7 separate regions of the Homo sapiens genome follow, and regions 2, 3, 4, 5, 6 and 7 are each linked to region 1. The links are chromatin contacts, found by Hi-C or POLR2A ChIA-PET in ENCODE. All regions are on one chromosome and are shown on one strand. Each heading gives the region's core, a stretch centred on a gene start or an enhancer-like site at or near the end of the contact. The rest is flanking DNA. Distances are from core to core; before and after follow the strand shown. Region 1 holds the start of B3GALNT2 (beta-1,3-N-acetylgalactosaminyltransferase 2). Region 2 has its middle 31 kb from the start of LINC03108. Region 3 overlaps NID1 (nidogen 1). Region 4 has its middle 22 kb from the start of LINC01348. Region 5 overlaps LINC02768 (long intergenic non-protein coding RNA 2768). Region 6 overlaps LINC02768 (long intergenic non-protein coding RNA 2768). Region 7 has its middle 24 kb from the start of LINC01348.

Region 1 (4,259 bases), core at 600-3,099:
GGCATCATCCTTCAAGTGCAGTAAGGGAGTAGGAAAAACTTGTCTCAAACTAGAAAACTGCCTAGCAAGTCTACTAAGATTTCAGTTTGAAGTCTACTAACATTTCAGTTTTTGTTTGTTTTACTGAACCCTAAACAACCATTAAGGCCATAAACAGACTTAATGACGCTCTACAAGGAGATTCCAGCAGGGCTCACTCATAACAAAAGAGAGAAACCTGTAACACACAAGCAGCTGTTACAAAGCATTTTTTATATATGGCGTTCTCTTCTTAGTTCACTTCACAAAAACCTAAAAAACACTGAGCAAAACCCTGACCCCATCAACTGGTTAAGTGCATAGCAACACTGTACTTTCATTAAATCACTTAAATAGTGTTTAATTCTATTCAGGTCACACAAATCCTTTTCAAAGAGCTAGTGATCTAATAGGAAAAGAGATTGTTACCAAAATAACCTCAACATAATTTCATATAACTGAGACTGTTTTGAGGATTGCCGAATACTTTCTACTTATAAGGCATAGAGTGCTGAACTGCAAACACTCAATTCTAATTTTAAGAACTTTTGGATTAGAAAACAGCTGTTTTGGGGAGAGATGGTAAGGGAAAAAAGTCCCAGTATAGTTACAAAATTAAGTATTACATAATATTTAAAAGAGCTTTCTAGGTTTCTTTCATGTTCTAGGGCAAGCCCTTAAAGAAGAAGACAAGAGATACAGGGAAAGCTAAAGTAGTGTTCAGGGTGGTGGAACCCACTAACAAAACAATCCGCTGGGCACCGTAAGTAAAGCATTCTATTAGGCTGTGACGCGAAACAAGAACAAAGGTTTCATTCCTACGAGAGATTAAGTTTTAGAGCAAATGGACACGATCGTTAAAGAATTTGATATTTCCATGTAAACTGCATTAGCAGGTTATGCGATCCAAACTCACAGGAACAACTCCAACTCTCGGCCATGCCCTATTTCATGTCTAGATTTGTTTAACCGACTTACATCATAATCCAAGAATACGAACTACAGTATATTCTTACAGCAAAGTTATTCCTTAAAAGCAAAACCGAGCCACCTTTGAAAACACGCACACACATTATCCACGGCACTAAAACCCCAGTCTTGACCGAGAAAGACCAACAACTTGGGGGGGAAGAAAACAACTTCAGAGCCAGAGCTCCCAAAGCAGAAAGCGCTGGCGGCTGAAGGGCACACGAGGTTCCGCTCCCGGGCGAACGGGCGGCGTCGGACATCACTAACCAGGCCTGGGGACAGGCGAAGGACTTGCAACTGCGGGCGCCGGCTCTGCGGGCGTTAAGGGAAACGGGGAAGTGAGAAGAGGCGGGGACACGAAAAGAGAAAAGCTCCCTCAAGTTTGCCCGATGTTAACGCTCCAAGGATGAAAAGAGCCGTTTGTTTCGTCTGGGGACCGTCGCGTTTGGCCCTTCCCCCGCCTCCAACAATTCCCGGCGAAGCCCCGCGGCACCAAGCCGGGCCTCCCACCCCCCCGGCGGCCGCCAACCCGCCCGGCCCCAGGACCTCACCTGCAGGGCCGGCCCCGGAGGCGCAGGCGGGCGGCGGGGAGCGCAGCCGCAGCCAGAGGTGCAGCGCGGCCCCGAGCACACACGGGCACAGCAGCACCAGCCAGTTTCGCATTGGCCGCCCCCGCCGCGAGCCGGGCTCTCCCGCGTCCCGGCGGAGAGGGAGGGGACCTGCAAGTGCGGAGACTGAGGGGCGGCGGCTGACGAGCGACCACTCCGAGCACGCCCGCCCTCGCGCTCGGCGACGTCTGGGGGGCTCCTCGCAGCTCCCGGCCCCGCTCCTCCGGTCCCTCAGACCGCGGGTGGCCGCGGCTTAGCCGGCCGAAGCCCCGCCCCCTCCGCCTGGCCTTCCCACCGGCTCCGCCCACCTTTTCTCCCACTCGCCCCGCCCTCTCCTCCCGCGTTTCCACACGCGCCAGCCAGCCGGCCGGGAGCTGAAGTCCCGCTCTGGGCCCAGGCAGGGGGCGCCCGCGGTTTAGAAACCACATTTCCCATGAGCCTAAGCACGCGCTTCCGTCACTCGGCGGCCGCGGGGGCGAAGGGCGAGGCCCCACACAGAGCATGCGCATCCCCCTTGACGTTTGCTGCCACCCCACGGCCCAGGGGAGGTAGTGCCGGAGACCCGGTGCTCGGAGGCTGCCCGGAGCCGCGAAGGGAAATGCGCTTTGCCTCAGATTTGAAGGAAATCCGAGTGGCTCTTGTGTGAAATCACGCAGAGCTCCTTTGTTCCGCGTGCTCTCTTGCTCGACTGCTGTGGGAGGTGGGATCCTGCTGACGTCTCCTTGGCCCGTAGAGTGGGGCGAGGAAGCCCGAGTGTCCGCGCCTGGAGCGGTGACTCATCAGGGATTAGCTCTGGTGCCGTGGGTTCCCGGCTCTTTGCCCGGTTCTGTGCTCTGGGAACGCAGGGTGACAGACAGCGAGCTGGGGACTAGGCTGTGGAACACGATGATGACGAGCCAATCAGGGTAGAACTGCACGTGCTCCGGGTTCATACTGGAGCTGGGAGCGAAACGGGAGCCGGGCGAGCTGGGAGAACGTGGGCTCCGGGGACCTGGGGAAGGGTGGCCGCAGCGAGCCTTCCAGGGAGAACGCCGGCCCCGCGTCTTGAGGCTTTGCCCCGGGTGGGAGCCCTCCTGGCCCACCAGGCCCGCGCCGAGGCAGCCGGAAAGCGGGGACGGGGCGGTGAAGGCACTGGGGTGAGGATGGGAGAGAAGGATGAGAACGAGCGGCTGGGCTATGGGGCGGTTTTTGTTTCTGCTTTTGTTTTTGAGACGGAGTCTCACTCTGTCACCCAAGCTGTAGTGCAATGGCGCGATCTCGGCTCGCTGCAACCTCCGCCTCCTGGGTTCAAGCGATTCTCCTGCCTCAGCCTCCTGAGTGGCTGGGATTACAGGCGCCCGCCACTGCGCCCAGCTAATTTTTGTATTTTTTTTGTAGAGACGAGGTTTCGCCATGTTGGCCAGGCTGGTCTCCAGCTCCTGACCTCAGGTGATCCGCCCGCCTCGGCCTCCCAAAATGCTTGGATTACAGGCGTGAGCCACCGCGCTCGGCCGCGGTTTTTTTTTTTTTTTTTTTAAGTTTCCACAAGTGTGGAAACAGAAGGTGACTGTATTATTGAAAAAAAGTCTTGGATGACAGAAGACCCAACTCAAACAGGCTTAAGGGAAAAAAGTACTTTGGCTCGCCGTGGCTCATGCGTGTAATCCCAGCACTTTGGGAGGCCGAGGTGGGCGGATCACTTGAGGGCAGGAGTTCGAGACTAGCCTGGGTAACATGGTGAAACCCTGTCTCTACTAAAAATACAAAAATTAGTCTGGCGTAGTGGTGGGCACCTGTAGTCCCAGCTACTCAGGAGGCTGAGGCAGGAGGATCGCTTGAACCCAGGAGGCGGAGGTTGCAGTGAGCCGAGATCGCGCCATTGCACTCCAGCCTGGGTGACAGAACGAGACTCTGTCTCAAAAACAAACAAACAAACAAAAAAAAAATAAAAAGAAAAGGCAAGAAAGTAATAATTGGTTGCCAGAAAAAGTATACTATTTTTATCCTCAGGAAAGGTAGTAAATGGCCTCTGTTGATATTGTAAAATTTTCATTTTGTGAATTAGAATGAGTTATCCTAAAAAGAGGACTAATCCCTCATTTCAGCAGAGCTAGTCATTCGACAAATACTTATTGAGTGTCTATTATGTACCAGACACTTTTGTAGGTACTTTAGATACACCAGTGAACAAAATAAAGATCCCTATCCTGTGTTGATGGGGAGTAGGGCGCAGACTATAGACATAATAAAGAAATATACTCAACCAGCATGTTAGAAGGTTATTCCTGCTCTGGAAAATATAACAATTAGGGCCGGGTAGGGGAATTGTGAGTGTGGGATTGAAATGACACAGATTGCAGTATCAACTAGCAGTATTTAAACAACTGTTCAAAGTTACAATGAGCACTAAAGGGAAGAATAAACATAAGTCATCCGAATATATTAAATAATCAAGGTGTTGTTTCACTTAACAACCTAGAGGGGAAGTTTTTCACTGGCTCTCTGACAAGCTTGTAACAAAAATAGTTTTGAATAACTTTGTAACATCCTTCAAATCACATCAGAGTGGGAGCTGTCTATAGTACTTGTTCATAGGACCAGTGACCTTTCCACTTACCTGTTTTCTACTGTCCCCTAATAATCTCATGACTAAAGTGAGTGAAGATTGCAAGACAGTAATTCCTG
Region 2 (4,259 bases), core at 677-3,176, 490 kb before region 1:
AATAGAAGTTATTAATGGGTACAAAGTTTCAGTTCTGCAAGACAAAAAGAGCTCTAGAGATGGACGGTGGTGATGGTCACACAACATAGGAATATACTTAATGCCACTGAACTCTGCACTTAGATGAATAAACTGGTCAAGTCTATGTTATATATTTATCACAATTTTATAATTTTTTTTGAATTCCTTAACTTAATCATATTGGCAAAAACTTTCCCACGTAGCGTAACATTCACTGTTTTCCGGCGATTGGCACTTGATATCTTTGGGGCCACTATTCAGATGGCTACAGTCACTTAGGAGACTACTGCAGTGGTCCAGAGAAGAAGTGATGGAGGCATGAACTAGACCAGAGGCAGTGGGGATTCTAGAGCTGCCAAGGAGGCACTGCTGGTGGGAGCTGGGAACCGGGCAGGAAGAGTGATGCCTGGCACCCTGGTTTCTGGCTGGGGCAACTTGCAGAAACTCTCAGGAATGCTGAGAGAAGAGCAGATGGAGGGTGGGATCAAAGGGAAGACTGGTGTTGGGGAAGAGGTTGAGATGAGTTTTAGACACATTTGCAGGTGTCGACCAAAAGCTGGGCCACTGAGCAGAGACCTGCCTACATCTTGAGGCCCACACAAAGGTCTTGTCCCAAATAGGGGAGCCATGGCAGAGCAGGGATGCTATGGAGGGAGGAGGCAGCCACAGGCAGGGCTTGGGGATAGTCTGGAAAACAGAGAATGAGAGGAGTCAGGGCAAAGAGGCGAGGTCTGTGGAGGTGCCGCAGGAAGGCGTTGGGCGCTGGCTGCAACTGAGAGCTGGGAGCTCAGGAAGGCTCAGGTGGCTGGACCCGGCCAGGGGGCAGACGCGGAATAACAATGGCCTTCCGTGAGGGCAAGGCCATCTGTAGCAAAATGTCCACCCTCCATGCCAAGCCTCCCACCCAAACATCCCTTCTGATTTCCCATGCTATGAGGGCCTGAGCACCGGAGCCCTTGGAGAGAAGATCCATCGGAGGCGGAAAGGTGGGGGGACCCACGTGGCTCAGGTTAAACTTACACCTGGCTTTGCATGGAGAAGTCTTGGCAAACTTCTGAACAACAAATCAAGTTACAGATGGCTGAAACAAACGGTAGTTTCCCAGGAGCCGCTGAGACCATCAGCAGGAGGCCTGTAGACTTTCATCCAAGTCAGACTCAACCATATCTTTCTTTTTCCAATTTTTTAAAAATTGTAGTAAGTAAAATACACATAACAGAAAATTTACCATCTTAACCTTTTTTTTTTGAGACAGCGTCTCACTCTGTCACCCAGGCTGGAGTTCAGTGGTGCGATCTCAGCTCACTGCAAACTCCGTCTCTGGGTTTCAAGTGATTCTCCTGCCTCAGCCTCCCGAGTAGCTGGGATTACAGGTGCCCGCCACCATGCCTGGCTAATTTTTGTATTTTTAGTAGAGACAGGGTTTCACCATGTTAGCCAGACTGGTCTCAAAACTCCTGACCTCAAGTGATCAGCCCGCCTCCGCCACCCAAAGTGCTGGGATTACACGTGTCAGCCACCGTGCCTGGCCTCCATCGTAACCATTTTTAAGCACGTTGTTCAGTGGTGTGACATGCATTCCCACTGCTATACAGCCATCGCCGCTAACCATCTCCAGGCACTTTCATCTTGTAAAATTGAAACTCTGCACCCATTCAACAATAACTCCCCACGTCCCATTCCCCTCAACTATATCTTTTTAAAGTGCTTTTCCCAGTGAAGTTTCTAACATTGCTAAAGAACATAAAATATAAAAACATGGCCATGCAGCAGGGGCTTTTTACCCTGCAGAATGCCCACTAAACCGTTTCTGTATGTTTAATTTTTTTAACCAAGGAAGTAGGGGATGCCCAAGATTTGGTCCCCAAACCAGAAAGACTGTGGGTTCCTTGCATCAAGCCGGGGCTTTTAGTCAACTCTCCCATGGGGACTCTGTTGGCCCGCTCCACCTCGGGTGTTCCCCCGCCCCTGCCTTTTCCTCTCTCACCTCCCCCATCCACCCCTCTCAGCCTTGCAGTCGACCTGCCTCTCCTCTGGTTGCTCCGTTTGTAGGGAGGGTCTGCTTGAAGGGAGTTCCCATTCTCTCTCACCCAGAGTCAAGGCTCTTGACTCTATTGTACCTAAAAAGCTCCTGAGGAATTTGACAAGGCCCCACCCTCAGAGATATGGGGTGAAGCCCAGGAATCTGTATTTTTAACAAGCATCCCAGGTGATCCTGATACTTGCACACACCCCCACACACACCCACGCCGACTACCCACACACTTCCATGGCCCAGAAGTCTGCAGGACCCACAGCAGGTATTCGGGACTATTTGTTCAATCCACACCTGAGTCGTTGCACGATTATGCTCAAGTCCCTCGGAACACCTCGCCTGCCATCTGACAGCTTCCCATCCAGAAACCACACAGTACAGTAAAAAACAGAAAAAAGAAAGCCGTTAGACCCCAGTGAATGTTATTTTTAATGAAAGTGGTGCATTTTGACTCACAATGTTGAAACCAGATTATAAATGAGTCATCAGTGAATCGACCACAAAGAGCCTTTGCGGAGGTGATTTACAGGAGAGCTCTGATGTCTGCTGTCCCCTGCACACGCTTCACAGAGATGCTGTCAGACGCAGAGCTGGTCTGGGGCATCTGTTGCCGCGTCAGCTCAAAAGGATGCTGTGTTGTCACCAATGGGATTCCCCAGCCCAGGCGGTGTTGCGGTCCCACCCACACAAGGAAGGCGGCCATCACTGAATAATGCTTGTGGTTACATCATCATTGCTGGTTTCCAGGTAGTGACTAGCAGATACTGGAGAGAGACAGGCCATCTGCTCTTCCTGTGCGCCTCAGCTCCTCCCTCATACCCACATCCTCTCGCCTGGTCTTCTAGAAGCAGCCCCTATGCAGACAGACCAGCAGGACTGAAAGCTGGACAGACTCGAGCCGGAGAGCCAGGTGGAACAACCTGGCCAGAAAGAGTCTGGCCGCAAAGAGTCTGGCCACAGCCCCACTTTCCTCATCTCTAAAATGTCCACATGGCTGCCTGCCCTGCCCGGCTCAAGGGAATGTTGCAAGGCTCTCATGGAAACCATGCTTGTGAGGGTTTTGAGGACTATCATAGCCCGTCCCAAGGTCAGAGGACAGTAGAAAACAAAAAACTTGCTTTCAGAGGGTGCTTTCACCAGTCAGCAGCCTCTGCCCCGGGCAAAGCCAGACAACTAAAACGGAATGAATCCGCAGAGTAGGGTGGGGATGAAATTCTCCACCTCCAACCCAGAAAGGAAACGCCAATGCTCATGTTTCCCCTTAGAGAAACAGGCAATGTTTGAACAGGAACAACGACGCCAGAGGGTCAATCCACACACAGAACACTCCATCTCCATGCCGATGGGGGACTGACTGTCCTGCTGCTGAACTGCACCCCTGGGGCTCTCCAGGACACTCCACTGGTGGCCACACTCAGGAAAATAAAGAAAAACCTTCAAAAGGACCCTTCTGGCCATTCAGAGAATGCACAGGCCTGCTAGCTCCTGCTTGCCTGCTCAGAGCTGCCTCCACTGGGGCAGGAATCTGCAGCCAAGAAAATCCCTGACAACCCCAGGGACAGAAGGGTCAGTCTGGGGGACCATCGACCAACCCAGCAACCCAGATTAGACTGCTCCACCAGGAACTCTGTGTCCAGAGAGCAGGATCTGCCACAAGCAAAACTAGGCCTCATTTACTATTCCACAATAGCAACTAGAAAGCATGTGACCCAGAAAACCTTCAAAGAAGGCCAGAAATTCATTAAATCTGAAAAGAAGGGAAGAAGGGCGGGGGAGAGGAAAACACTGCTTAGCAAAGCCAACTGAATCCCTCTTCCATACATCACAGATGCAGGACCAGTCTCAGCATTCAAGAGGAAGAGAAAAATGAAAACAAAAACCAATCTGGAGTTGAATGTCAGCCTTCCCCTCACTGGTTCTGGGTCCTTTGGAAGGCCATATTGTCCCCGGACCTCTCTTGCTTCAGTGGCCTTCCTGCCAGGATTGCCATAAGGATTAAATGGACTCATATATGTGTTGTACCTATACAGTACCTGCAACACAGTAAATATCCAATAAATGTTGGTTTCTTGCTACAAGAAATTGTAAAATATGGGCACAAATTCCTCCTACTTTGTTAAGCACATCCCTTGGCAATGACTTAGCTGCTACTCCCATCAAGAGTTGTGGTCTATGTCCCTACCCCTTGAATCTGGGCTAGCCT
Region 3 (4,259 bases), core at 845-3,344, 500 kb after region 1:
TGTACTTATTTGTATATATGTTTACACATGTGTACATTAATTAATATATACTAAAATGTTAATTAATAATAAAAAATATACTGTAATCACATAGACTAGAATATTATATATTTCTCAGAATTTTGCACCTGGGAATGTTTTTGACTCTCAGTTCCATTACTTTTTTTTTTTTTTTTTTTTTAAATTAGAGTCTCACTCTGTCTTGCACAGGCTGGAGTGAAGTGGCCTGATCTCAGCTCACTGCAACCTCTGCCTCCTGGGTTCAAGCAGTTCTCCTGTCTCAGCCTCCTGAGTAGCTGAGACTACAGGTGCCCACCACCATGTCTGGCTAATTTTGAATTTTTTTGGTAGAGACGGGGTTTCACTATGTTGGCCAGGCTGGTCTCGAACTCCTGACCTCAGGTGATCCACCCACCTCGGCCTCCCAAAGTGCTGGGATTACAGGTATGAGCCACCATGCCTGGCCTCAGTTCCATTACTTCTGGTGTCACCTTGTACATGTCAATGATACAGATTAAGCTGTGCCTCCTGCAGCAGTGGAACAGGGATGGCAGTAATAACAGATCTCACAGGACTGTTTGAGGAGTCAGTGGGAGGTGACGAGACAAGGCACACAGAGACATTTCGAGCTCTGCACCCAGATGTTCATTTGCGACTGGATCCTCGCAAAGCAGACACAGTGACATTCCATAAGTGTGTTGCCAGTGAATATTTGAAGTACCTTTGTCTGTGTTGCCAGTTCTCATGTTGGTTTGCTTAACGTGGTTGCTCCCTTGGTGAGAAGCAGTTAGCATGCCAGAAAAGTATTTGTTGAACCCAGCAAGACAAAACCATGCATGCTTTTCTTTTGTCCCAGAGGCTAATTAATATAAAAAACAAAACAAAACATTTGAAGTAGGAAGCACCAAACAAAGATACAAGCAAGCCATCTGGTTAGAATAAAAAATGTCTGGCTGGGCACGTTGGTTCACGCCTGTAATCCCAGCACTTTGGGAGGCCGAGGTGGGTGGATCACCTGAGGTCAGGAGTTTGAGACCAGCCTGGCCAACATGGAGAAACCCCGTCTGTACTAAAAGTACAAAAACTAGCTGGGTGTGGTGGCGGGTGCCTGTAATCCCAGCTACTCGGGAGGCTGAGGCTGGAGAATCATTTGAACCCAGGAGGCAGAGGTTGCAGTGAGCCAAGATTGTGACATTGCACTCCAGCCTGGACGACAAGAGCAAAACTCTGTCTCAAAAAAAAAAAATCTGGTTTTGTTCACTCTTGAATGTAAAACGTGTTTACTTCCACAAAATTTTACGTTGGCATAGGGTTTTAGAGTTTTCATATAAGCTGTTTCCATTCACAGATATGTTTCATTTGATTCTCATTGCAATCCTATGTGATAAGCAACTGCAGTTTTTACACCAAATGAGAAAACTGAAACTCAGAGAAGTTGAGACTCCTTCAGGCCACAGCACTGGTTGGTGGCTCAGAGACTCCTTCAGGCCACAGCACTGGTTGGTGGCTCAGTTCTAACGAGAACCTAGGTCTCTGGGTTTGTGGTCTAGCCCCGCCCTTCTGGTCTGGCATCTGGCGTCCACATTGCCAGTGCTTAGACGGCTCCCTCACATTGAACCTGTTACGACAACAGCGATGTACACACAGTACCTTAGCTCATTCACCAAAATTACCTGTGCATCCAGAGCCCCATTTTCCTACCAATCACATCTGCATGTGGTGGTGCTTTTCCAGTTAGAAAACAAAACTGGTGTCCTGTGTGCTGTCAACCAAACAAAACTTTTCATGCAGTAAGCGTTGTTCCATTTTATGTGGCCGACAGAGTTGTGTTAACAAAGTATTTGGTCAGCATAGAAAATCTCAAGGGCTCTAGAATTTACAGTGGAACTTTGAAGTACTGTATCTTGAACTTGTAAAAAGGAGGGGGAACCTCAACTGTACTCAGGAAATAGAATCTCAAGTGAGTTTATAAAAAGCTGTGATCTCGGTGGACTTTCTGGGCCAGCAGACAGTGGGAGCAGCCCAGGGGCTCTAGGGAGAGTCCCCTGCTGAGTGTCCCTGGCCCCCATGGGAAACTTTCCATTAAAGGCCTGGTGGATGGGGTGGGGGTAGTGGGGATGCTAAAGACGCATTTCCTGAGCTTGTTTCTGGTTGATACATTGATGACTCAGACAAGCGTCTTCTTACTCATCTAGTTCGAGCTGCTAGGGAAGAAAGCATTCAAGACCTGATACTTATCTGAGGAGTGGCAGGAAGTCTGGGGTGACTTTTCTCAAGGTGGGGGGACAAAGAGAATGAGAGGAAAATGAAACAGAGTGTAAACCAAAAATAAAATTCCAAGTCCGCCTACCATCGGAATGGACCCCTCCTCTCAGCCGAGGGCATTCCAAAGTCAACCTATGAAACTACTTCAGGCCATGAGAGGAAGGGGAGGGTTGGCCACGTCTCATTACCATTAACATCAACATGGACCTTAAGACTGAAAGAACAGGCCGGGCCCTGTGGCTCTCGCCTGTAATCCCAGCGCTTTGGGAGGCTGAGGCGGGTGGATCACTTGAGGTCAGGAGTTTGAGACCAGCCTGGCCAATGTGGTGAGACCCCATCTCTACTAAAAATACAAAAATTAGCTGGGCGTGGTGATGGGCGCCTGTAATCCTAGCTATTTGGGAGGCTGAGGCACGAGAATCTCTTGAACCCAGGGAGTGGAGGTTGCAGTGAGCTGAGATTGCGCCACTGCACTCCAGCCTGGGTGACAGAGCGAGACTCTATCTCAATTAAAACAACAACAACAACAACAGCAACAACAAAACCTGGCAGAACAGACTCTTTAAGTCTGATAAGAAACATCTACAATCTGTTCTCTCTGAAGCCGCCTACCTGGAGGCTTCATCTGCATGACTAAACCTTGGTCTCCACAAGCCCTTATCATAACCCAGACATTCCTTTCTATTGGTTCCAGGTTTTTAGATAATAACTCAACCAATTGACAATCAGAAAATCTTTGAATCTGCCTATGACCTGGAAGCTCTCCCTCCTACACTTGGCTCCCAGTTGTCCCACCTTTCTGGACCAAACCAACATACATCTTACCTGTATTGATTGATGTCTTATGTCTCCCTAAGATCTATAAAACCAAGCTGTAGCCTGACCACCTTGGGCATACGACATCAGGACCTCCTGAGGCTGTGTCACAGGCATCTCCTTAACTTGGGCAAAATAAATTGTTAAATTGATTGAGACCTGTCTCAGATACTTTTTGGTTTACAAGAAGGAGAACTAAGAAGAAAGTACATTCTTGACCTTGGATTTGCATTCCATTCCCTTGCTTGATTAAATTGGTTTCTCTGTGTTCATTCAAATAAATGACAATTGTAGCCTCTCATATACTCAATAGAGTGGAGAGAGGGGAGGTGCTCACAGATGTCAAGACTCTCTGGAAAGAGACGACATGCAACCGTGGGAGAACCCATGGGCTACTCAGAATGGAACTTGTTTGGGAAGGTGCTATTTATTCAGCATCTTCCTGCACAGAGTCCACGCCCCACTACAGAGGCAGCTACTCCCAGGGCCTACACGGGTTCTGAGCATGCACCTCTGGGACACACATCTCTGGACAAGGTCACTCAGGTGCAGTGAACAGTCCCTGGTCTCTGCTGGCTTTGAGATTTTTTTTTTTTTTTTTTGGAGACAGAATATCACTGTCGCCCGGCCTGGAGTGAAGTGGTGCAATCTCAGCTTACCGCAACCTCTGCCTCCCGGGTTCAAGCGATTCTCCTGCCTCAGTCTCCCAAGTAGCTGGGATTACAGGCGCCTGCCACTGCGCCCAGCTAATTTTCTGTATTTTTAGTAGAGACGGGGTTTCATGATGTTGGCCAGGCTGGTCTCGAACTCCTGACCTCGTGATTCACCCGCCTCGGCCTCCCAAAGTGCTGGGATTACAGGCTTGAGCCACCACGCCCAGCCTGGCTTTGAGATTTTGCTGGCTTATAGCCCCATCTCATTCACTGCCAAATAGACACTTGTTAGTCCAAGCAAGACTGCCAAATTTCCAAGAAGGAGAATTTACAAGTCAAGGGGGCAATGTCCATCTGACATGGTCTTCATCCTCATGTTCCTAGGGGCCACTAAGAACAACACTACTAATAATAGTGATAGCAACAGCAATAACGGTGATAACAGCTTTCTTTACTTATGAACTCTCTTCATGTCCCTTCCCAACATTTACCCCCATTCTCACAGGGCTAGAGAGGAAGACGAAT
Region 4 (4,259 bases), core at 1,039-3,538, 460 kb before region 1:
TTCTCAGAGAGCTCACCCTGGGATTCCCTCTCACTGATGGCAGAGAAGGCCAGAGCCCTTACCATCCAGGAAATCCAGACGGTGGGTGTCAGGCTGCAGGAGGCTGATGAAAGCCCCAACCGTGTCAGGCCTAACCCCTGGAGCCTATAAATGTGGCCTTATTTGGAAAGAGGGTCTTTGCCAATGTGATTAAATGAAGGATCTCTGGATGGGGAGATTATCCGGGATTAGCCCTAAATGAGATTACATGAACCCTAAATGCAGTTAGCCATTTCCCTACAAGAGAGGGGTAAAGGGAGGTTTGCCCAATGCAGAGGAGACGGTGATGTGACGCAGAGGTGGGGACTGAGTGATGCGGCCACAGGCCAAAGGTTGTCGGCAGACACCACGAGCCGGAATCAGCAAGCTGGGGATTCTCTCGACAGCCGCGGAAGGAGCAGGGCTGTGCCCACACCTTGATTTCAGCCCCCTGATCGTGGTTTTAGACTTCCGTCCTCCAGGACTGTGAAAGAATAAATTTCTGTGTTAAGCATCGTAATTTGTCGTAATTTGTTAGAGAACCACAGGGAACTAATGTACAGGATGACTACTGCCTGCTTTTTAAATTATTTTATTTATTTATTTATTTATTTATGAGACAGAGTTTCACTCTTGTTGCCCATGCTGGAGTGCAATGGCACAATCTCGGCTCACTGCAACCTCTGCCTCCTGGGTTCAGGCAATTCTCCTGCCTCAGCCTCCTGGGTTCGAGCAATTCTCCTGCCTCAGCCTCCCAAGTAGTTGGGATTACAGGCATGTGCCACCACACCCAGCTAATATTGTATTTTAGTAGAGATGGAGTTTCACCATGTTGATCACGCTGGTCTCGAAATCCTGACCTTAGGTGATCCACAAGCCTCAGCCTCCCAAAGTGCTGGGATTTTGGGCATGAGCCACCACACCTGGTCCTGCCTGGTTTTTTTAAATAAATTTTTGTGTGTGTGGACTGGGCACAGTGGCTCAAGGCTGTAATCTCAGCACTTTGGGAGGCAGAGGCAGGCTGATCACTTGAGGTCAGGAGTTCAAGACCAGCCTGGCCAACATGGCAAAACCCCATCTCCACTAAAAGTACAAAAATTAGCTGGGCATGGTGGCGTATGCCTGTAATCCCAGCTACTCAGGAGGCTGAGGTAAGAGGATTGCTTGAACCCAGGAGGTGGAGGTTGCAGTGAGCTGAGATCGCACCGCTGTACTCCAGCCTGGGCAACAGAGTGAGACTCCGTCTCAAAAATAATAATATTTATTTTTGTAATGACATGGGGTCTCACTATGTTGCTGATCTTGAACTCTCGGCCTCAAGTGATCCTCCCTCCTCAGCTTCCCGAAGTGCTGGGTTTACAGGAGTGAGCCACCATGTCTGGCCCTGCCTGCTTTGATGCCAGAACCAGGAGCATGCAGTGGGTTGGGGTTGGCCTCCCTCCCAGAGCTTGCGGGGGCAAGCCACACAAGAGGGTCAGAACCAGCTGAAGCCACACAGAGAGGTAACCAGCATGAGGTCTGCTAGGGGCCTGACCTATAAGACCACCTGGAGGGGCAGAAACCCTAGCAGCAAAAAGCTCGAGGTAAACCCAAGGGACCAAAGCAAAGAGTCTCAAATGATCACCAATAAGAGACTCCAGGAAGTGCAGACCCACATGGGAGCCCCGGCAGGAGAGAGGGCAGCTTTCAACCACAGCCAGACCCAAAGGATGCACAGCAAGCTGCCCATGCACCTACTCGGGTGAGAGCTGTCCTGGGCCCTAAAACCCCTCACCCAGCTCCAACCTTGGGAGAAGGGGCACAAGGAGCCACAGGAAAGGACAGAAGCCAGCCTCATCCCTTTCCCATGCAGACTTCCAGCCCTAAGCAGCCTCAGCTGGAGCAAGAAGAATGGTTTGAAGTTTTGACTAATATCTTGGCCTGGACATTGAAATTCCAAATGGAGACTGGTTTTTTTTGTTTGTTTTGTTTTGTTTTGTTTTGTTTCCATTTAAAGCAACCATCAGACAGACTATTTCCTAAGAGGAGCAGAAAAGTCCAAGCCTGCCAGGGTCTGGGAACATGAATCCGGCTGAATAAACTTCAGAGGGGCAGCACAGGACAAAAGCTAAAGTCGCCTTCCAATTGCATTGCAAGCTGTGCTCGTTCCACACACCGGTTGCACACAGGCTGGTGAAAACATCTTCAGTGGAACTGAGAGGAGCCAAGTTCCCGTGAAAGGAAAACATGCAAATCTGTTTTCAGTATCACTTTTAAGCTTCCTGAGTGGAGTCTTTGGCCTGGAATGACTCGCATTGACGTCAGCCCGAGGCAGCCATATCGCAGCAGCTGCCATCCCTTCCTCACCCGCGGCCTCCGGGGCAGAAGACACACTGGTTTTGTTTCATGGGAGATTAAAAACAGTTGCTGCTGTATCCATAATTCACAACCCCTGTGATCACCGGGGCCAGGAATACTGAGCAAAAAGCACAAGGCGTCCACATTAAAACCAAGGGCAGCCGGGCGCAGTGGCTCACCCCTGTAATCCCAGCACTTTGGGAGGCCAAGGCGGGCGGATCGCCTGAAGTCAGGAGTTCAAGACTGGCCTGGTCAACATGACGAAAACCCTGCCTCTACTAAAAATACAAAAAAATTAGCTGGGCGTGGTGGCTCATGTCTTTAGTCCCAGCTACTTGGGAGGCTGAAACACAAGAATCGCTTGAACCCAGGAAGCGGAGGTTGCAGTGAGCCGACATCATGCCATTGCACTCTGGCTTAGGTGACAGAGTGAGACTCTGTCTCCAAAAAAAAAAAAAAAAAAAAAAAAACACCAGGCCTGGTGCGGTGGCTCATGCCTGTAATCCCAGCATTTTGGGAGGCCGAGGCAGGCAGATCACCTGAGATCAGGAGTTCAAGACCAGCTTGGCCAACATGGCAAAACCTATCTCTACTAAAAGTACAAAAATTAGCTGGGCGTGGTGGTGGTGGGTGCCTATAATTCCAGCTACTCAGGAGGCTGAGGCAGGAGAATCGCTTGAACCCAGGAGGCGGAGGTTGCAGTGAGCCAAGATCGCGCCACTACACTCCAGCCTGGGCGACAAGAGCGAGACTCTGTCTGAAAAAAAAAAAAAAACAAGGGGAGACCCATAAAAAAGATGCCAGAGATGGGGATCATGGTCAGCTGGGACCCCGCCCAGGGCACTACACGCTTGCTGGTTCTCCTGAGCCTCAAGGCGATGGGATCTACACCACACATCTGAGGCTCTGATAAACTGCTGGAAACATGGGCTTATGCATGATGCTGCTTTGTTTTACGGCACTCTGTGAGGGAGACAGGGCAGGTACCCCACAGCCCGGAATGGACTCCTCTTGCCTCTGGTCTCCTACCAGAGCAGCAGTCCCCCAGGAGGAGAAAACAAGCTCCTTCCCAGGGCTGCACTGGGGCTGGTGGCAATGGTGGCAGTGTCGATGGTCATGTGGCCTGCCTTGCACTGGTGGCCAGGACCCTGACTCTACTTTGAATCTTCTGGTTCCTTCCAGCATCCAGGACAAGGCCCTGGCAGTAAAGCCCAGCTCCACACGGCTCCTGCAGCATGGAGCTGGTTCTCCTCCAAAAGTCCTGAGAGATGTATCATTTATCAAGCTGGTAGATAATTCTGCCCCTTTCTGTAGTGCCTCTCAGACATATCCCATAGGTAATTGTTGCTTGAAGCCTCTATTAAAATGTGAGGCGACAGAAGCCAGTAGACTGTGTATCCCTTTCCTTCGTTTACTCTCAGGTTAAAATGGTCTTTCTGACTAAGCCAGTGATTGGGGCATAAGGGAAGGAATGTGAGTGTGGGGAAAGGGAGGTGGGGGAGAGGGCTGGTGTGCACTGCTGCACTCCCTGTGGTTTTGAGATCCTTCAAATAGAAGCTGTGAATATGTGGCTGGGTGCAGCGGCTCATGCCTGTAATCCCAGCGCTTTGGGAGGCCGAGGCGGGCGGATCACTTGAGGTCAGCAGTTCAAGACCAGACTGGCCAACATGGTGAAACCCTGTCTCTACTAAAAGTACAAAAATTAGGTGTGGTGGCGGGTGCTTGTGATCCCAGCTACTCGGGAGGCCGAGGCAGGAGATTTGCTTAAACCCAGGAGACGGTGTTGCAGTCAGCCGAGATCACACCACTGCATTCCAGCCTGGGCAACAGAGCGAGAGACTTTGTCTCAAAAAAAAAAAAAAAAAAAGCCAGGTACAGTAGCTCACGCCTGCAATCCTAGCACT
Region 5 (4,259 bases), core at 1,270-3,769, 450 kb after region 1:
AGAGTCTTGCTCTGTCACCCAGGCTGGAGTGCCATGGTGCGATCTCGGCTCATTGCAAGCTCCGCCTCCTGGGTTCACGCCATTCTTCTGCCTCAGCCTCCCGAGTAGCTGGGACTACAGGTGCCCGCCTCCACGCCCGGGTAATTTTTTGTATGTTTAGTAGAGATGGGTTTTCACTGTGTTAGCCAGGATGGTCTGGATCTCCTGACCTCGTGAACTGCCCGCCTCGGCCTCCCAAAGTGCTGGGATTACCGGCGTGAGCCACTGCGCCCAACCTATTTATTTTGAGACGGAGTCTTGCTCAGCCACCCAGACTGGAGTGCAGTGGCATGATCTCGGCTTCCTGCAACTGCTGTCTCCTGGGTTCAAGCGATTCTCCTGCCTCAGCCTTCCAAGTAGCTGGGATTACAGGCACCTGCCATCATGCCTGGCTAATTTTTGTATTTTAGTAGAGGTGGGGTTTCACCATGTTGGCCAGGCTGGTCTTGAACTCCTGACCTCAGGTGATCTGCCCGCCTTGGCCTCCCAAAGTGCTAGGATTACAGGCATGAGCCACTGCACCCAGCCTAGACTTTATTTTTTGAACTATTTTGTGCTGACAGAAAAAATCAAGCAGGAAGTAGAGAGAGTTCTCCATACACTCCTTAGCCTCTATTATTATCTTGCATTTGTGTGGTATACATTTTCAAATCAATGAGCCCATATTGATACATTATTACTAACTAATGTCCAAAGTTTACATTAGGGCTTCCCCTTGGTGTTACACAGTCTATGGGTTTAGACAAATGTATCATGGCATGTAGCCATCATTGTAGTATCACACAGGATAGTTTCACTGCCCGAGAAATCCCCTCTGCTCCACTAGTCATCCCTTCCCCACCCCACCTTACCCCAAAACCACAGATTTTTTTTTAACTGTCTCTATTGTTTTGCCTTTTCCAGTGTCATAGAGTGGAATTACATAATATGTAGCCTTTCAGATTGGCTTCTTTCACTTAGTAATATGCATGTAAGTTTCTTCCATGTCTTCTCAGAGCTCAATAGCTCATTTCGTCTTAGCCCTGAATAACATGCCGTTGTCTGGGTGTTCCATAGTTTGTTTATCCATTCGCCTGCTTAAAGACATCTTGATTGTCTCCAGGTTTTGGTAATTATGAATAAAGCTGCTATAAACATCTGTGTGCAGTTTTTTGTGTAGTTGTAAGTTTTTAACTCATTTGAGTAAATACCAAGGAGCATGATTGCTGGATCTTATGGCAAGACTGTATTTAGCTTTGCAAGAAATGATCACACTGTGCTCCGAAGTGGCTGCACCACGTTGCATTCCCATCAGCAATGAATGAGAGTTTCTGTGGCTCCCATCCTCACCAGCATGTTCTCAGGGTTCTTGGTTTCTCAGTATGTTTGACATTCTCAGTGTTTTGAATTTGAGCTGTTCTAATAAGTGTGCAGTTGTATCTCACTGTTGACTTAATTCATAATTTCTGAATGACATTTGATGTTAAGCCTCTTTACCTATGCTTACTTGCCATCTGTATATCTTTTTTGGTGAAGTATCTGTTCAGATCTTTTGCTCATTTTCTAATTAGGCCATCTCTTTTCTTATGGTTGAGTATAAGAGTTCTTGGCATATTTTGGACATCAGTCATCAGACATGTGTTTTGCAAATATTTTCTCCTGGCCTGTGGCTTGTCTTGTTCTCACAGGCTGCTATGCATTTGGATGTTTAGGAGGACCAGTGAGGACAACACCGGTGTCTCCCACGGTGTGCTTGTGTGTGTGCAGAGGAATATACTCACTGGAAAGCAGACTGAGATGTGAGGCCACATCTAGGCAATGGGAGAGAGTTTGGAATGGAGGAACATTTGTTTTGGGTGGAAATATGTCAGCTTTCATTGCTTTAGCTCCATCCTTCTATTCATCCAACCAATATTTATGAGGTGCCTGCTATGTACCCAGTATGATTCTAGGTATCAGGAAAGCAAAGATCAGTGAGAAGAGTCCCTACCTTCAAAACACTCACAGGCCAGTTTGGGAGGTGGTCATTTCAATGCAGTGTGAAAATGCCCCAATCTCCAGTGTGGGCAACATAGGGAGACCCTGTCTCTACAAAAGTTAGAAGAAAAAAAAAAAAAAAACAGAGGCATAGTGGCCTGTGTCTGTAGTCCCAGTGACTCAAGGGAATGAGGTTGGAGGATTGTTTGAGCCCAGGAATTCAAGGCTGCAGTAAGCTATGATCATGCCACTGCACTCCAGCCTGGGTAACAGAGCGAGACTCCAACTCAAAAACAAGCACCCCAGTGGAGGGAAGGGTGGGGTGTGGAGGGGACGGGGAAGGTTGTTGGGTAAGGGGCAATAACAGGAGAAGGGAGAAGGAGAATCAGTATGAAGATCTCACCTACTCCATGGTCTCCACTAGGGAGCGTTCCGTCTCCTGCTGAGCCATTTGCACAGGTGCCCAGGAGAATCCCATTACTAGAGGGCAAAGGGCAGGGGGCCCCCCCACACCATGCTCTCACTGTTGCAGCCACAGCTTCCTCTTTGTCACTTTCACAGGCTACCTTCATCCCCAAACAGGAACTGCTGCAAGGCCCGCAGCAGCCATGGGTGAGTGGCTCTGGAGATGGGGTAAGTGGCCTACGCACCCCAGAGGAACAGCTGGCAGCCTAGTCTTCGGGCAGCAGCTCCACTCAGCCCTGGGGAATGACAGATACAGGTGTGTTCCCTCAGGTGCATATGTGCATGTGCTTGTGTGCAACTTCCTCCTCTGCTCTCATTCCTGCAAGGTGCATTCTCAGAAGGCTGTTACTCCACAGTCACTACGGTTGTGAAGCGGAACCAGACAACTTCCCATTTTCGAGGTTCTACAATTGGCAATATGGGAAAATCTTACCCCATTACCACCCAACTCGATTCTTTCAATGCAAGCTTGTCTAACCCATAGCCTGCAGGCCACATGTGACCCAGGATGACTTTGGATGTGGCCCAGTGCAAATTCGTAAACTTTCTTAAAATATTATAAGATTGTTTTGCAATACATCAGTATCGTTAGCGTTAGTGTATTTTATATGTGGCCCAAGACAATTCTTCTTCTGATGTGGCCGAGGGAAGCCAAAAGATTGGATACTCCTGCGTAAGGGGGAAATGCATGTTTATAGTCATATATATATATTTTTTTTTTCTAATTTTTTTTTTGCACCCAGTGCAGTGGCACAATCATAGCTTGCTGCAGACTCAAACTCCTGGGCTCAAGTCATTCTCCCACCTCAGCCTCTGATTAAACCATCCTCTTACCTCAGCCTCCTTAGTAGCTAGGACTACAGGTGTAAGCCACCACGCCTTGCTAATTTTTAGATTTTTTGTAGAGACAGGGTCTCACTATGTTGCCCAGGCTATTCTCAAATTCCTGGGCTCAAATGATCCTCCCACCTCAACCTCCCAAAGTGCTGGGATTACAGGCATGAGCCACCACGTCCAGCTGCTTATAGTAAAATATCCTAATGACTATAGACAATAATGTAAGATGAAAAGTCAAAGTCCTCATTAATCTGACCATGATCACTGTTATCCTCCCTGGAGAGAGTCACTGTTAAGAATTTCTTGGATCGTCTTCCAGGCCTTCCCTAAGTGCAAATACACATAAGTCTTTGTTTGTATAAAAATAGGCCATAAAATATACACAGTTCTGTGACTTCCTTACTCACTTACGTCTGTATCTTGAACATATTTCCAGGTCACTATAGAGAATCCAATCTCTCTTTTGTTTGCAATCAATCTCTCTTCTCTTTTTTAAGACAACCAGTTATGCCAGTGAAGTGCCCTAAACTAGAGATAGCTGGGGCGCTGTCAGCCACCTTAACAGTGAGAAGAAGCAACAGGATGAAGTGGAAACAGCGTCACACAGATGGAGCCTCGAATCCCAGCATGCTAGCCATGTGTCATCTTCATAGTCTTCCTAACGTCTGTGGCCTCAGATGCCACATCAGTAAATGGCACACCATATGTGATTTAGGCTAAGGGCCTGAGTGTAATAGTTGCTTAGGAATTATAGCCCTTCTTAAATAAATGGAGAAACAGTCCATGTTCATGGATTGGAAGCCTCAATGTTATTAAGATGGCAAATCTCCCCAGAGTGACCTGTAGATGCAACACAATCCCTATCAAAATCCCAGCAGGCTTTTCACTCCTTTTTAATAAGGACACCGGTCATATTGTATTAAGGTCCATCCTAATGACCTCATCTTAACTCAGCTACATCT
Region 6 (4,259 bases), core at 895-3,394, 430 kb after region 1:
TTTTTTTTTTTTTTTTTGAGACGGAGTCTTGCTCTGTCACCCAGGCTGGAGCACAATGGCATAATCTCGGCTCACTGCAACCTCCACCTCCCAGGTTCAAGCCATTCTCCTGTCTCAGCCTCCCGAGTAGCTTGGACTACAGGAGCACGCACGCCACCATGCCCAGCTAATTTTTTTATTTTTATTAGAGATGGGATTTCACCATGTTGGCCAGGATGGTCTCGATCTCTTGACCTCGTGATCCGCCTGCCTTGGCCTCCCAAAGAGCTGGGATTACAGGCGTGAGCCACTATGCCCCACCAGCTTGCATTTTTTTTTTCTGAGTGATTACCATAGTCCCTGGCATTATTCTGTGAGCTTTACATAAATGGAGTCATTTAATCCTCGCAACGATTCTACAGAGGTCATCAGGGCGACATGGGCTACGTAATTTGCCCAAGGTTGCTAAAAAAAGAACACACACACACACACACACACACACACACACACACACACATATATATAGTTGTTGTTGTTTTTTTTTGTTTTTGTTTTTTGTGGGGGGTGTAAACCAATTTCCTTCAAGGCCTGCTATCTGTCATGTGATGTTATACCAGAGTCAGGTTGGAATTTGGTATCTTATTGTTACAAAGAGTCTGTTTTATCAGTCTTAAGAGCGTTAATGGCATGTTAATGCTGGTCAGCTGTGCCTAAACTCCAAAGGGAGGAGGGTAAATGGGGCACGTCCAACCCTCCCTTCCCACATGGCCTGAGCTAGTTTTTCAGGTTTGCTTGGATCCCCTTGACCAAGAGGACAGTCCGTTCAGTCATTTGTTGGGGCGGGTGGGGAGGTGTTTGGATTTTTTTTTTTTTTAGTTTATAAGAGGAATAGTCACTCGGTTACTATTTTTTGCACGACAACGACTAAAAAGACAAACTTCCTCTGATAAATGCGGTTTATCAAGAGAGAGAAATAAACACACACAGAGAATGAACTTCTTTGGCTCCAAACTGGATAAAACATTGGGAGGAATTTTTAAGATTAATATTCTGTGTGTAAATACATGTTCATAATAATGTTTGATTCAGGTGGCAAACACAAGTGCTCATTCTAAAGAAAGGCGTCAACGTCAAACTCAGTTTGAAAAGTTTGCCAGGGACGCAAGACTCAGCACCTCGGGCTCATGCAACTTGTATCTGCCTAAAATGAATTGCAGCTTGTCAGGAGCTACTTGGAAGAACAAAATGATCTAGAAGACCAGATGCGAAAGAGAGCAGAAGAAATCACTCTTGTTTTGTTAAGCTTCAGGGAGTTTGACTTAGCGGGTGAAGAAAGACTGAACCCCAGGTGGCAAGAGAGAGATGGGTCCCTTCGCTCTTCTCCCTGGACAACTGAACTTTCTCACACTCTCTCTAACTCCCACCTGCAGCCTGCAGTGGAGACTAGAGATGCCCCAACGACCTTGCTTTGAAGACTGAGATGAAGAATGAATCGTTAGAGGCACTTTGCAGGTGTGTGAGTGCTACACCGATGCGAACAGGGACACAGTACTAAGCTGGCAAAACGTGTGTGTAAATAGCATCTGGGAGGAAACTGCAGTTTACAATCCTAAAGGGAAGGAAAAAAAAGAAAGAGATCAGAAGCCAATAAGGGGCTGGTGCAGTGGCTCATGCCTGTAATCCCAGCATTTGGTGGATCACCTGAGATTAGGAGTTCCAGACCAGCCTGGCCAACATGGTGAAACCTTGTCTCTACTAAAAATACAAAAATTAGCCGGGCGTGGTGGTGGGTGCCTGTAGTCCCAGCTACTCAGGAGGCAGAGGCAGGAGAATGGCGTGAACCCGGGAGGTGGAGGTTGCAGTGAGCTGAGATCGCACCACTGCACTCCAGCCTGGGCAGCAGAGTGAGACTCTTGTCTAAAACACACACACACACACACACACACATACACACACACAAAACAAGAAACCAATAAGGTGGCATTTAAGAGTGCTTAAGATCTGGTGTTCATTTTAGCTGGCTGCATTGCAAAAAGATGTGAAAGCTTTTATTTTATTTTATGAATACTTATTGAACAGCTACTCTGGGCAGGCCCTACTACCAGTTTCTGGGAGAACAAGATGAATTAGGCATGGTCCCTAATTGCAAGGGGTTCACAATTTAGCATCCTATGCAGATCTCCGTGGGGACAGCCCCAGGGGTTACCCTTGTTTGCTTGTGCTTTTGAGGTAGGCATTCAAGTGTAGACACTTGCAGCTGTGCGCCCTGCTCTTCCTGGGGGCCCGTCCTTCCCTCATTCCCCACCACACCGCAGGTGGGGCAGTTTTGGCTGCTCTGCAATCTCAACCGCAAAGAGTTGCTCCACCCTTTGTCCCGGCAAAACTCTGAATTGTCCTGTAATTATTGCCACACTGCAATCCGGTGCCATCTGATAAGTACAGGTTTCAAAACTGTGCTCACAATTCCTGCCAAAGCCATCCTGCCAACATCAGGCACAGACATTGGCAAACCTACTCGGCCTGGGCTGAGTTGAGCTAAAGGTGCCATGAAAATCTGGAGATGGAAACTCAGCAACCACCTAGAATAAGATCACCTGCAACACACACATGTACACACAATCACACACACACGAGTGAGCACACACCCTTTCTCCCTGGGGTTTTGACTCCGTTCCTTATGTGATTCTATGTCAAATGTGTAGAAAAAAGAAGCTGTCCTGAGCACAGCACATTGAAAAATAAACGCCAGCATTTCAATAGCTTTGCAGAGAAGAGATCCACAGAATAGCGTTGGGTTTCCTCTTGTTCTTGCATGGAAACATGATCAGGTGAGGTTTGTACTAGAGCATTCTGTAACCCCTGATCCTGGGGGCTGATCAGGAAGAGTCAGGTGTGGTGTGTTTAAAAAGTGAAAGCCGGCCAGGTGCGGTGGCTCATGCCTGTAATCCCAGCACTTTGGGAGGCCAAGGCGGGCGGCTCACTTGAGGTCAGGAGTTCGAGACCAGCCTGGTCAACATGGTGAAACCCCATCTCTACTAAAAATTCAAAAATTAGCCAGTGTGATGGTGGGGGCCTGTAATACCAGCTACTTGGGGAGCTGAGGGAGGAGAATCGCTTGAACTTGGGAGACGGAGTTTGCAGTGAGGTGAGATCGCACCACTGCATTCCAGCCTGGGTGACAGAGCCAGACTCCATCTCGAAAAAAGAAAAAAAAAAAAAGTGAAAGCCACAGGTATCCTTTGGCAGAGGTTGCCAGTAGCCTGCCTGTAGTTTGCTTAGGCATGTTCTGAACATGCAGAATGATGTGCTGGGACTAAGTTGAGTTTGGCAGTCATTTCAGGAAAGCAAAAAAGAGAAGAATGTTAATAACTAAGAATTTCCAAGAATGGGCTCTAGTTCCAGCCTTGCAATGGAGGCTTTACATGCGCTGGCCCACAGAATCCTTACAACCACTCTGCGAAGGGCTTACTGTTATGATATTATTAGTCGCATTTCACAGATGGGGAAACAGCTTCAGAGAATAAAGCAACTTGCCCAAAGGTCACATATACAGTAGATAATGGAGCTGAACTGGGAACCAGAGCTGTGTGATCCAGTGAAGGTGGCCACAGGCTGGTAGAGGCTGCCTCACGCCTGCCCACTGCCTCTTGCCACCATGCTTGCCCCTGCTGCCCCCTGGCAGTGGCAGATTTGCAGGCTGTGCTGCCCTGAGACAGCCTCATGGGGCAGAGGGAGAAGCTTGGAGGCTCACTGGCAGACCTAGTCCCAAATGCAGGGAGGAAGGAAAAGTAGATTCATTTCCTCATTCTTGGCAGCAAAATCTCCTTCCTTCCCCATTGTTTCTTGGATCTTTCTTTTTACTTTCACTTAAATAATCCTACACTTCAATTCCTGGCCCCCTATCATCCATGCAGACAAAGCTCCTCTTTTGTTTTATTCATTATTTTTTCCCCGTTCCCCTTTCGAACTTCCATTCTCACTTCCGTTAGGTTTACATGCTAACTTGTTGATATACATGTCCTTAGACATGTGTTTACCTGAACTATGTATAGCAGCATTTTGCATACGTGTTTTTAAGTTTCATAAGTAATATGATGCCATTAATTTTATTCTATGCCCTTCTTTCAATTGACTATGTATTTTTTTTGCCTTTGCCAAAATAAGACTTTATTTTGAAAGTCATTTGAAGGACACTGAGAAAGACAGGAGACCTTAGATTCAATGGATGTAGATTCCAACTTTGGATTCTTGCCTGCCTCACTAATGGTCTCTGTTAGGCT
Region 7 (4,259 bases), core at 613-3,112, 410 kb before region 1:
GTGGATCACCTGAGGTCAGGAGTTCAAGACGAGCCTGATCAACATGGTGAAGCCTGTCTCTACTAAAAATACAAAAATTAGCCGGGCACGGTGACACGTGCCTGTAAACCCAGCTACTCAGGAGGCTGAGGCAGGAGAATCGCTTAAATCCGGGAGGTGGAGGCTGCAGTGAGCTGAGATTGCGCCATTGCACTCCAGCCTGGTTGACGAGAGCAAGACTCCGTCTCAAAAAAAAAAAGAGATGCAATACAGGCATGGTAGCTCACGCCTGTAATCCCAGCACCTCGGAGGTCAAGGCGGGAGGATTGTTTGAGGCCAGGAGTTCAAGACCAGCCCGGACAACATAGCAAGATCCCATCTCTACAAAAAATCTAAAAATTAGCCGGGCATGGTGGTGCATGCCTGTAGTCCCAGCTACTCGAGAGGCTGAGGTGGGAGGATCACTTGAGACCAGGTGTTGGAGGCTGCAACAATCTATGATGGTGCCCCTGCACTCCAGCCTGGGTAACAGAGCAAGACCCTATCTCAAAAGAGAGAGAGAGAGAGAAGCCATAAGCTCGCAAGGAACCCCCCTGCCTTCTCCCATCCACCACAACTGCCTGCTTGGGCAGCAGGAATGGGTATATGAGGACAGGGACTTGGAACCAGGCCAACCTCAGTCAGCTCCATGCTCACTTCTGCTGGGGTTTTTTTGTTTTGTTTTGTTTTTTTGAGACGGAGTCTTGCTCTGTCCCCCAGGCTGGAGTGCAGTGGTGTGATCTTGCAACCTCCGCCTCCCGGGTTCAAGCGATTCTCCTGCCTCAGCCTCCCGAGCAGCTGGGACTACAGGCGCGCGCCACCACGCCCGGCTAACTTTTGTATTTTTAGTAGAGATGGGGTTTCACTATGTTGACCAGGCTGGTCTTAAACTCCTGACTTCAAGTGATCCACCTGCCTTGGCCTCCCAAAGTGCTGGGATTACAGGCCTGAGCCACCGCCCCCGCCTCACTTCTCCTGTTAATGACCTCAACCCTCTGAGCCAATTGCCACATCCGTGTGAAACAAGAACACCACCTAGAAAGGTTTAGAAGGGTTAGAGGTGACTGCCCGGGCGCGGTGGCTCACGCCTGTAATCCTAGCACTTTGGGAGGCCGCGGCGGGCAGATCACCTGAGGTCGGGAGTTCAAGACCAGTCTGACCAACATGGAGAAACCCCATCTCTACTAAAAATACAAAATTAGCCGGGCATGGTGGCACATGCCTGTAATCCCAGCTACTCAGGAGGCTGAGGCAGGAGAATCACTTGAACCCGCGAGGCGGAGGTTGCAGTGAGCCGAGATTGTGCCACAGCACTCCAGCCTGGGCAACAAGAGTGAAACTCTGTCTCAAAAAAAAAAAAAAAAAAAAAAAAAAAAAGGTTAGAGGGTTAGAGGTGACTTAAGTAACAGCACTCAGCATCTAGCACACAGTAGGCCCGGAGTGATCATTACTACTGGCTTACAGTGGCTTCGCCAGCACAGTCAGCCTCATGGGAAGGAGCACCCAAGTCTCAGGGCCACTCCCTGAGCACGTGTGAACTCAGCGGGATCCTTGCTGACTGGAGTCCCATGGGGAAGCATGACGGGGAGCCGGGAAGCGCTGGTCGTCCGAACGGGGCGGGAGCCTGGACAACAGGGGTACGAGGACCCAAAGCCTTCCCCTTGTTTCCTCCTCATCAATTCTCAGCAGAGTGAGGGGTGAGGAGTTAGGCCCTAGGGAGCAGGAAACAAGCAGGGATCCGGCCACACACCCACCTTCACCTTGATCCCCGGCGGGACGTCCCCACCCCTTCCCAGCAAGGCAGCCCTCAGGAGCTGCAGCCCAAGTGTCTCGCCTGGAGCTTCCAAGTGCAGAGCCTGATTTTTGAAGAACCACTGCCACACTCTGGCAAATGCAAGGAAGTCATTCTCGGTGCTGTGGCCTGGGGACCATCACGAACTGTCCTAGAGCGCAATCCGAATGCAAGCAGGGGAGAGGAGGCCCCAGCAGGCTGGATGCTGCTACGGGGAGTGACGGTCACCCCTGTGTGTCCAGAGCCCACTCCACGCCTGGAACGCAGTAAACACTGCATCGACAGTGGCCCTCCCCGCAGTCCCCCTTGCTCACCCCCTTAGCTCCTGAGCTCTTTATCATGCTTTCCGCGTGGCCCTGCTCTCACCTGACTGTAATCTGCATTTATTCCCTGTCTCCAGCTGATCTGTGAGTTCCACAAAGGGGAGAAGCCACCTGCTGGGCGGTCTTGCATCTGTGGCAATGCCTTGTGCATAAACAAACCTTCGCTAAATGTTTGTTGAGCGAACAGAAGAGCGAATGATGCACACGAATATGGAGGTCTACTAATATGTGCTTAAGGAATTAAACCGGTGATGATAGAGATGAAAGAGGCGGGTAGGTCATCGCAGTGCCTGCGGTAGGCACTAGATGGCGCCCAAGCACACCAAGAAGGCGCTGAGAGGCGGGCCGAGCAGCATGAGTTTTTGGTATAGGGGTTTCCTGGAAGATTGAAGCAGTTTATCTATGAGGGCCCCTTGACTGAAAGTCTAAGATCTGGTACAAATAAGCCAGGATCAGCGGGACATGCTGTATTACAGTTCTCCAGGGAAACAAAACCAACAGGATGTGTGTAGAGAGAGGAAGAGTTTCACGTTGAGGAATGGGCTCGTGATTGTGGAGGCTGGCAGGTCCTAAACCCAAGGCGTGGGCCAGCACAGTCCAGACCCAGGAGAGCGGAAGGTGCAGAGAAGTCCCAGGGCGTTCTGCCGGATAACTTCCCTCGCTTGGGAAGGCCAGTCTTTTTGTTCTACTTAGATCTTCAACTGATTGGATGAGACCCACCGACATTAGAGAGGGCCTCTGCTTTACTCAGAGTTTACCAATATGTTTTGGGATTTTTTTAAATATAAAATGAGATCCTGCTATGTTGCTCAGGCTAGAGTGCAGTGGCACAATCATAGTTCAATGCAGCCTCAAACTCTTGGCCCCAAGCAATCCTCCCACTTCAGCCTCCCAAGTAGCTAGGATTACAGGTGTGCACCACCATGCCTGGCTGTAATGTTGATCTCATACAAAAACACCCTCCCAGTTGACACATAAAGTTAACTATCACACACACAGCTTGAGCTGTTGTTCCAGAGAAGCCGTGATCTTTTTTATTGTTTGTTTGTTTTTTGGAGATGGAGTCTCACTCTGTCGTCCAGGCGGCGCTCAGCTCACTGCATCCTCTGCCTCCTGGATTCAAGCAATTCTCCTGCCTCAGCCTCCCGAGTAGCTGGGACTACAGGCACACGCCACCGTGCCCAGCTAATTTTTTATATTTTAGTAGAGACGGGGTTTCACCCTGTTGTCTAGGCTGGTCTCGAACTCCTGAGCTCAGGCAACCTGCCCGCCTCGGCCTCCCAAAGTGCTGGGATTACAGGCGTGAGCCACCGTGCCCGGCAGCCGTGATCCTGCATGGAGACCAACATCCTCCATCTCTCCCTCTTGCCTTCTCCCAAGAGCCCCATAATAAGTGCGAAGTGCTGGAGCAGAGACCTGTTTCCTCCCAGAGAAATCCAAAGGTTCATGGATCAGAATGTTTTGGTTTTTTGTTTTTGTTTTTGTTTGAGACGGAGTCTCACTCTGTCGCCCAGGCTGGAGTGCAGTGGCGCGATCTCGGCTCACTGCAAGCTCCTCCTCCCAGGTTCAAGCCATTCTCCTGCCTCAGCCTCCCCAGTAGCTGGGACTACAGGGGCCCGCCACCACGCCCGGCTAATGTTTTCTTTGTTGTTGTTGTTTTTGTTTGTTTTTTTTTTTGTATTTTTAGTACAGATGGGGTTTCACCGTGTTAGCCAGGGTGGTCTTGATCTCCTGACCTCGTGATCCGCCCGCCTCGGCCTCCCAAAGTGCTGGGATTACAGGCGTGAGCCACCGCGCCCAGCCAGATCAGAATGTTTTTTCCACGTGTGGCCAGGCACGGTGGCTCACGCCTGTAATCTCAGCACTTTGGGAGGCGGAGGCGGGCAGATGACCTGAGGTCAGGAGTTCGAGACCACCCTGACCAACGTGGTGAAACTCGTCTCTACTAAAAATACAAAAATTAGCTGGGTGTGGTAGTGGGCACCTGTAATCCTAGCTACTCGGGAGGCTGAGGCAGGAGAATCGCTTGAACCAGGGAGGCGGAAGCTGCAGTGAGCCGAGATCGCACCTCTGCACTCCTCCAGCCTGGGAGACAGAGTGAGACTCCATCTCAAAAAACAAACAAA

The links. Hi-C counts contacts between places; a loop is a spot of excess contacts on that map. ChIA-PET counts read pairs that join two places held with the same protein, here RNA polymerase II (POLR2A). Pooled maps may share reads with other maps.
Region 2: a loop to region 1 is called in a pooled map, with 8 times the contacts of the local background. The contact joins the enhancer-like site here to the promoter of B3GALNT2 in region 1. A Hi-C loop is called at or near these places in 1 of 37 single-sample maps with no recorded cell type and 10 of 50 pooled maps. POLR2A ChIA-PET finds 5 or more read pairs at or near these places in 2 of 52 experiments (OCI-LY7 and activated CD4-positive, alpha-beta memory T cell).
Region 3: a pooled map shows a loop between it and region 1 (10-fold over the local background). The contact joins the enhancer-like site here to the promoter of B3GALNT2 in region 1. A Hi-C loop is called at or near these places in 3 of 37 single-sample maps with no recorded cell type and 13 of 50 pooled maps. POLR2A ChIA-PET finds 5 or more read pairs at or near these places in 6 of 52 experiments (CD4-positive, alpha-beta T cell, CD4-positive, alpha-beta memory T cell, MCF 10A and 3 more).
Region 4: a loop to region 1 is called in a pooled map, with 4 times the contacts of the local background. The contact joins the enhancer-like site here to the promoter of B3GALNT2 in region 1. A Hi-C loop is called at or near these places in 1 of 50 pooled maps. POLR2A ChIA-PET finds 5 or more read pairs at or near these places in 3 of 52 experiments (MCF 10A, OCI-LY7 and WTC11).
Region 5: a loop to region 1 is called in a map of B cell, with 8 times the contacts of the local background. The contact joins the enhancer-like site here to the promoter of B3GALNT2 in region 1. A Hi-C loop is called at or near these places in 8 of 168 maps with a recorded cell type or tissue (B cell, GM12878, MCF 10A and 5 more), 11 of 37 single-sample maps with no recorded cell type and 12 of 50 pooled maps. POLR2A ChIA-PET finds 5 or more read pairs at or near these places in 7 of 52 experiments (BJ, GM12878, HEK293 and 4 more).
Region 6: a map of PC-9 shows a loop between it and region 1 (4-fold over the local background). The contact joins the enhancer-like site here to the promoter of B3GALNT2 in region 1. A Hi-C loop is called at or near these places in 2 of 168 maps with a recorded cell type or tissue (MCF 10A and PC-9) and 3 of 50 pooled maps. POLR2A ChIA-PET finds 5 or more read pairs at or near these places in 7 of 52 experiments (BJ, GM12878, HEK293 and 4 more).
Region 7: a map of mammary epithelial cell shows a loop between it and region 1 (31-fold over the local background). The contact joins the enhancer-like site here to the promoter of B3GALNT2 in region 1. A Hi-C loop is called at or near these places in 11 of 168 maps with a recorded cell type or tissue (CD4-positive, alpha-beta T cell, GM12878, K562 and 7 more), 34 of 37 single-sample maps with no recorded cell type and 18 of 50 pooled maps. POLR2A ChIA-PET finds 5 or more read pairs at or near these places in 14 of 52 experiments (A549, AG04449, GM10248 and 9 more).

Annotation. Positions count from the first base shown.
Region 1 is chr1:235,502,603-235,506,861 of GRCh38, forward strand. It overlaps B3GALNT2 (beta-1,3-N-acetylgalactosaminyltransferase 2), which reads right to left and starts at 1,850. Exons shown (of 12, transcript NM_152490.5): 1 at 1,539-1,850. The coding sequence starts at 1,650. RefSeq lists a silencer at 1,379-2,018 and enhancers at 1,952-2,628, 2,329-2,448.
Region 2 is chr1:235,009,330-235,013,588 of GRCh38, forward strand. No RefSeq gene overlaps it. Among named protein-coding and RNA genes, the nearest start is that of LINC03108, 31 kb to the left of the region's middle. RefSeq lists enhancers at 2,385-2,974, 2,573-2,867, 2,818-3,318, 2,985-3,054, 3,265-3,444. Within about 2 kb of position 1,927, at least 26 of the 41 ENCODE cell types and tissues checked have a DNase peak (open chromatin) inside an H3K27ac peak, as active enhancers do; they include OCI-LY7, where a contact is called at or near this core.
Region 3 is chr1:235,997,442-236,001,700 of GRCh38, forward strand. The region is part of intron 12 of NID1 (nidogen 1); the gene reads right to left. Among named protein-coding and RNA genes, the nearest start is that of LINC02768, 27 kb to the left of the region's middle. RefSeq lists enhancers at 1,785-2,984, 1,886-1,935, 1,976-2,045, 4,011-4,259. Within about 2 kb of position 2,095, at least 13 of the 41 ENCODE cell types and tissues checked have a DNase peak (open chromatin) inside an H3K27ac peak, as active enhancers do; they include CD4-positive, alpha-beta T cell, where a contact is called at or near this core.
Region 4 is chr1:235,046,008-235,050,266 of GRCh38, forward strand. No RefSeq gene overlaps it. Among named protein-coding and RNA genes, the nearest start is that of LINC01348, 22 kb to the right of the region's middle. RefSeq lists enhancers at 1,372-1,421, 2,135-2,429. Within about 2 kb of position 2,289, at least 29 of the 41 ENCODE cell types and tissues checked have a DNase peak (open chromatin) inside an H3K27ac peak, as active enhancers do.
Region 5 is chr1:235,952,317-235,956,575 of GRCh38, forward strand. All of the region lies in intron 2 of LINC02768 (long intergenic non-protein coding RNA 2768), which reads right to left. LOC105373215 (a long non-coding RNA gene) reads left to right here. Exons shown (of 5, transcript XR_002958490.2): 4 at 2,557-2,716. Among named protein-coding and RNA genes, the nearest start is that of LINC02768, 18 kb to the right of the region's middle. Within about 2 kb of position 2,520, at least 9 of the 41 ENCODE cell types and tissues checked have a DNase peak (open chromatin) inside an H3K27ac peak, as active enhancers do; they include B cell and GM12878, where a contact is called at or near this core.
Region 6 is chr1:235,929,992-235,934,250 of GRCh38, forward strand. All of the region lies in intron 2 of LINC02768 (long intergenic non-protein coding RNA 2768), which reads right to left. The region is part of intron 2 of LOC105373215 (a long non-coding RNA gene); the gene reads left to right. Among named protein-coding and RNA genes, the nearest start is that of LINC02768, 40 kb to the right of the region's middle. Within about 2 kb of position 2,145, at least 8 of the 41 ENCODE cell types and tissues checked have a DNase peak (open chromatin) inside an H3K27ac peak, as active enhancers do; they include PC-9, where a contact is called at or near this core.
Region 7 is chr1:235,091,574-235,095,832 of GRCh38, forward strand. No RefSeq gene overlaps it. Among named protein-coding and RNA genes, the nearest start is that of LINC01348, 24 kb to the left of the region's middle. RefSeq lists enhancers at 1,759-2,342, 2,308-2,467. Within about 2 kb of position 1,863, at least 5 of the 41 ENCODE cell types and tissues checked have a DNase peak (open chromatin) inside an H3K27ac peak, as active enhancers do.